2 separate regions of the Homo sapiens genome follow, and region 1 is linked to region 2. The links are chromatin loops, found by intact Hi-C in ENCODE. Cell type or tissue: endothelial cell of umbilical vein. All regions are shown on one strand. Each heading gives the region's core, and the rest is flanking DNA. Links, peaks and the distances in the headings are about the cores only.

Region 1 (2,930 bases), core at 201-2,700, 930 kb after region 2:
GGTTTTGGAACAGTTGTTTTTCTGTAATGTGTTGTATGTGTCTTTGCTTGTTAGTGTGTGCACACTTTCTCTCTCTCTTTCACTCTTTCTCTTCCTCTTTCTTCTCATTCTCTCTTTAGAATTTTCTTAAAACTTGATCTATTGTGTGTTATAATATAACTATATTTGGGGTAACTTACATATTTCAAGCCTCTAATAGTAAAGAAAATATTAATGTTGAGTAAGACTGGATCATCACACTGTTTGTGATGACAGTTTTGTATATGCCTGGAGGTTGTTTAATGGTAGAACTAGAAAAACACTCCTGCCCAAGGCTACCTGCTAGTGGGAGTCTCCATCACAGGTGGAGCAAGCTCTATGTTTTCTTAAGAGCTGGTTCCACCACCAGGAAACCTAGACTCTTAAATAGGCTCAAGCTCACTTTTGAACCGCACAAAGATCTCACATCTTTGCAAAGGGAAAAGGAACATGTTCTGCCTTTTTCCTCACTGTAGCTGAAGTCGCAGAAAAATTGGGACTCATTTTTCTTCCCTGGATGTCAAATGGTGAGATTTCTTTAGTTAACTTAGTTTCAAAATTTATAATTGACACACAATTGTATGTATTTATGGAGTAAATTGTGAACTTTCAATGCATGTATAAATAGTACAATGATCAAACTGGGGTAATTATCATACCCATCACTTTAAAGATTTACCAATGCTTTGTGGTGACAATATTCAAAATCTCTTCTAGCTGTCTTAAAATATACACTACATTATTATTTGCTGTAGTCACCCTGTTGTGTTATAAAACACCAAAACTTATTATTTCTGTTTAACTGTAACTTTGCACCCAATGACCAACCTCTCCTGGTACTCCCTGCCTATCTCCACTAACCTCCTTAGCCTCTGGCTGGTGAACAAAAGAGAAAAGAAGTATATTTATTTTTGTCTTTACATTTATATTGGAAAGTAGAATAATTAAATTATATAAATCTCCTTAATACGGCAAATTAAGTATTTTAGAATAAAAAATATATTTGATATTGAAATAATTGATAATTAGTCAAAGTTCTTAATTATGGTTTCTGCTATGTATCATTCTTCATTTTCAATATTTTCTCCAGATATCATAGAAGTAAAATGAAATATGAAGAATAGTTAGACATACATGCATACACATAAGGAAATACATATATATTATGTCTACATAGAGTTTCTACCTAAGAAAAAATTAAAACAAATTGTGGTGTGCGAAGTGAGATCTAGTGTTATCAAATGTTCACACTATTTGCAATGCTAAACTGAAGGTCTGCCACTAGAGGGCAGTGTTTGACTAATAATTAAAAGTTATAACTAATGCCTTATAGACAAAATAGATACTTGACCAACAGTTCACATAAAATTATCCTATCAGTAAATAACAACTTCACCTCTGATCTTACTTAATTTTCCATTTGCCTTTGTGGTTTTGTTTGATGCCTATAACTTTTAGTGATCCAAAGATCTGCTTCCCATGAAATCCCTATGAGATCATTATTTTGTTTAGGTAGCCTTAGAAGCCTTCTTTTCTCTAAATCGGCTGCATTCTCTGACTTGATACTCCTTGACCTGGCATTCACTTATGTTTAATCAAGAAATAATGCCTCAAGTCATCACTATTAGCTCTATACTTAGAGGTTTTCAGATAGATCAATAGAGAGATGATAGAGATAGATATAGAGATGATAGAGATAGAGATGATAGAAATATAAATGGGATATAGTCTCTCTTCTTAAGAGCTTAAATGACAGTGTGCCTGTTACTGACCACTAACCACTTAGGACCTCCTGTGTTGTTCTACAAATCCTGCCCCAGTCTTACTATATTGTCTATTTCTCTCACATTCAGCCTATTATTTCCTAAGTTTATACTTTATTTATTGCTGGGAAATTGGTGTGCTTACATATGATTTTAATAATACAAGCCGAACTGGAAATAATGTAACAGCTGATCTTTTTTATTTTTATATTTTATTTTATTTTATTTTGAGACGGAGTCTCGCTCTGTCGCCCAGGCTGGAGTGCAGTGGCGCGATCTTGGCTCACTGCAAGCTCCGCCTCCCAGGTTCACACCATTCTCCTGCCTCAGCCTCCCCAGTAGCTGGGACTACAGTCGCCCGCCACCACACCCGGCTAATTTTTTGTATTTTTAGTAGAGACGGGGTTTCAGCGTGTTAGCCATGATGGTCTCGATCTCCTGACCTCGTGATCCCCGCCTCCGCCTCCCAAAGTGCTGCGATTACAGGCGTGAGCCACCGCGCCCGGGGCTGATCTTTTTTTAAATGCACTTTTAAATTAGAATTTATTCCTGGAGACGGTTAATGATAATATCTGTTTAATATTTGCTTTTAAATTTTATTTGTCCATTTCTCATTAGCTAATATTTATGAATATTTCCCATATGGCTAGCACTGTAAGTGTAGGTTAATTCTAATTTTAAACCTATGACATAGATGCTGCAATTATTTCCAATTTAGAGCTGAAATTGAGGCTGAGGATATTCTTAATCATTTACCCTTATGAAACATGAAGATCTAGGCTGTGGTATATTTGAGATCAACATGCAAGTGGCATATGGTGTAAGTGGCAGAACTTGTTTTCTTGATGCTAGAGTTGGTAATACCTCCTCTCAGGTTTTCTATAGGCAGCAATTTTTAAGTAACCTGATTGGGCACACAGTTTTAAATGATCTAATTTAAAGCCCTTGGTGACTCCTGAACTATTGGGTAGATGTTATTAAGTTTATTATTAAAGTCCTATCTGTATATTTTTATGCTCACAAGATCAATTAATCTGTTATATTAATGAATTATATAATAAACTCATTGCTAGGATCTGAGAGTACAAAAATTGACAATATTGACTCCTCAAAGAGTTTTAATGATACATGGAAACAGTATATAGAGGT
Region 2 (2,930 bases), core at 102-2,601:
TACAGAGAAAACTCTTGTGACAGGAAGAGTCAATCTATGCAGCAAACTTCATTGTTGTCTTACTTGAAGAAATTGCTACAGCCACCCTAGCCTTCAGCAACCCCTACCCTGATCAGTCAGCAGGGATCAGCACTGAGGCAATACCCTCCACAGGCAGAACAGTTAAGAGTCACTGAAGGCTAAGATGATTGTTAGCATTTTTAGCAACAAAATATTTTTAAATTAAGATATTTACATGGTTTCTTTAGACATAATGCTATTGAACATTTAATAGACTACCATATAGTGTAAACATAACTTTTATGTGTGCAGGGAAACAAAAAAATTATGTGACTCGCTTTATTGTGATATTTCCTTTATTGCAGCTTTCTGGAACAGAACCCACAAGATCTCTGAGGCATGCCTGTCCTTAATTTACCCTAATCATGGAGGTGCTTTTTATTTGTTTTAAAAGAAAGGAACATCATATTAATATAACCACTGAACTCACATAAATACAATATGTTCTTCAAATTTCTCTACATGGAATAAGAATAGAGCTTGCAATTTTTTTTTTGTATTTAACTGATAGTGTTTATGGATAGCATTTAACTGATAGCATTTTCAGAACAATGGGTTGAGTTGAGGGGTGCTGTGGCAACCATTATATGGAGCCAGGCTACTGATCTGTACACAGAATGGCCTCCTAGTCTTGGCAAAGCTTTGAACCTCATGAGTGGGCCAGCTAATAGAACACGCCAAGAGACCATAGTCTAGCTGCTGCTGGAGAGCTTATATTGACTGCTGACGTTGATAATTATTCTGTTAACTTATATCGAGAAATACTTCCTCTCTAAAACCCCTAACACAGAGCAAGAATTATAATATCTACATCATTTTAGTACATTCCACAAAATAACAAGTCATGTACTGTATGAGTTAACTGTTCCATGTCCTCTAAGCACTTAGGTGGAAACTTGGTGACCCCCAAATATACTGGAAAATATTTTTTTCCCTGAACTTTTCTGTAAGAATTCTTAGAAGGTAGAGTGTCTGATTAATATTCTAGCATAGCAATACAAGTTTAGAGCCCTTAGTTGTGTGGAAAATATCTTAGGAGAAAACTGTCACAGAGATTTAACCCTTGGGATAGTATTTAGAGTGGAAACAAAATAATTACCTAGAGTGTTAGAACATTTTCCTGATCTTAAGTTTCTTTGAAAATAATATATTTTGAGGTCAGTAAGTCAGAGACTTCTAAGAAATAATCGAGAGGACCCAAGTTTGATGCTCACTGGCTGTTGCTTACAATTTTAAACAAGATAGTGATTAAGCTCTGTACAAAAAAATATAAAGCTATATCATTAGAAGAAGCTTTGTCTTGGGTTCGTGAAATGTTTTGAAATAATGTTTGCAATGAGTAAACTAGTTTCATATTGGCATTGTGATATAAAGCCTTCTTTAAAACAAATAAGCAAACAAACAAACACATACCCCTTAGGCTTGATACGTGTAAATGGTAGTTTAGAAGATGCCTTCCTTTTAAATCCTATTTGGCCAGAGAAAAAGGCTGCAGTTCTACACATTTCCAGCAGGGGTCAATATGCTTTCATCATTACTGAATGCTCAGTGAGCAAGCAGCAGAAGTGTTGATCCTAATTGGAGCAGACACAAGGATCTTCTATAATCCTCTGACATCCTTTTCAAATAATAATTCTTAGGTGGGTGGTGGGCTGGTGGCTGCAATGCCAGTGCAGGCTTCTCTACAATGAAGCCTAACCATTGTCAATTATTTTTGATGTATGCTAGCTTAACTTAAGTCTCTTCTTCCTGGCTTTTCCAACCCACAGAAGGGTATTCTTCCTCCTAATTATTGTCACAGTACCTAGGATGGTCAGAACAAGTGTGTTATTTTGGCTTGATGTGCTCTCCAAAACCCATTCCTTTCCTTTCCTGCCTCTCTGTGCTCTTCCTACAAAGTACGAAGAGCAAGCATATACTTTCAGTCAAATATCTGAGGAGTATTTTACTTATAACCTTAATTGCCATAGTCATTGGACTTTAACTCATTAAATGCCAGCATTTGGAGGCAACTGGAGATATGATAATGAGTATATATGATTATAGTTGCATATATATAGCTTCCAGTAGGTTAATAATTGGGACTAAATCCTCCTCCACCCACACACTTTCTAATAATTTGTTCAGGGGCTCTGCCAGCCAGTGATATTCAGGGAACAAATTGTCATCCTTTATGTGCATTTTAAAGACTGGCGTTTGCTGGAGACTCACACTGTCGTGCAGAAGCTTGAGTTCTCTGAGTCAAAAAAAAAAAAAACAAAAAAAAAAACAATGTATGTCCTGCCCCACATTCGTAAGCTCATATTTTACTCTCCTTGGCCCTGACTACAGCCCTTTCTGCTGAGCGGGGAAGCGAATGTCTCTGTGTAGAGACATTTTCAGAAATCCGATTCTGGAGAGCTGAGGAGTGTTGCGGCAGGAATGTATTACCAGGACACTTAGAAGGTGGTTAACTGCTTGAGTGCTGCTGCCTGCACTAGAGAGAGAAGGGAGGGACCGCAGTTGTAATATAGCTCCAGCTCCACTCAGCTTAGCCAAAGTGGGGTTTTAAAGCGGTGCCCTCATATATCTCTGTAGGTAGTCGGGGGTGGGGGTGTCATTTGCAAGGTAAAACATAGGTAAAAAGTAAGGACAGAGTTAGCACGGCAAAAGCAGCAGTTATTTATCTTGAACTAGGTTCACAGGGATTGAGATAATTTTCCACTTATATAGAGCTTGAGAGGCTCCTAAAAATAAATATTCTATCACAGATTTCAGTCAGATAGAAAGGAATATATTCATTCCTACATGTAGGTACATTTTAAATGTTCTCTTTAAAATTGTGGAGATTTCTTTTGCTTTCAGAGATTACCAGTACCCTTTAATGAATC

Evidence for each region. Hi-C counts contacts between places; a loop is a spot of excess contacts. Peaks named below come from ENCODE experiments on the same cell type or tissue, not always from the same donor. Only the 100,000 strongest peaks of a DNase experiment are listed, where the experiment ranks them.
Region 1: a loop joins it to region 2, with 6 times the contacts of the local background. A loop is called at or near these places in 2 of 110 quality-filtered maps.

Annotation. Positions count from the first base shown.
Region 1 is chr4:103,932,759-103,935,688 of GRCh38, reverse strand. No RefSeq gene overlaps it. Among named protein-coding and RNA genes, the nearest start is that of LINC02503, 27 kb to the left of the region's middle. In endothelial cell of umbilical vein, for the core only: a CTCF peak has its summit at 1,279 (motif pointing right); no DNase peak of the experiment used is centred there.
Region 2 is chr4:104,859,360-104,862,289 of GRCh38, reverse strand. No RefSeq gene overlaps it. Among named protein-coding and RNA genes, the nearest start is that of TET2, 290 kb to the left of the region's middle. In endothelial cell of umbilical vein, for the core only: a CTCF peak has its summit at 1,561 (motif pointing right); a DNase peak (open chromatin) is centred at 1,569.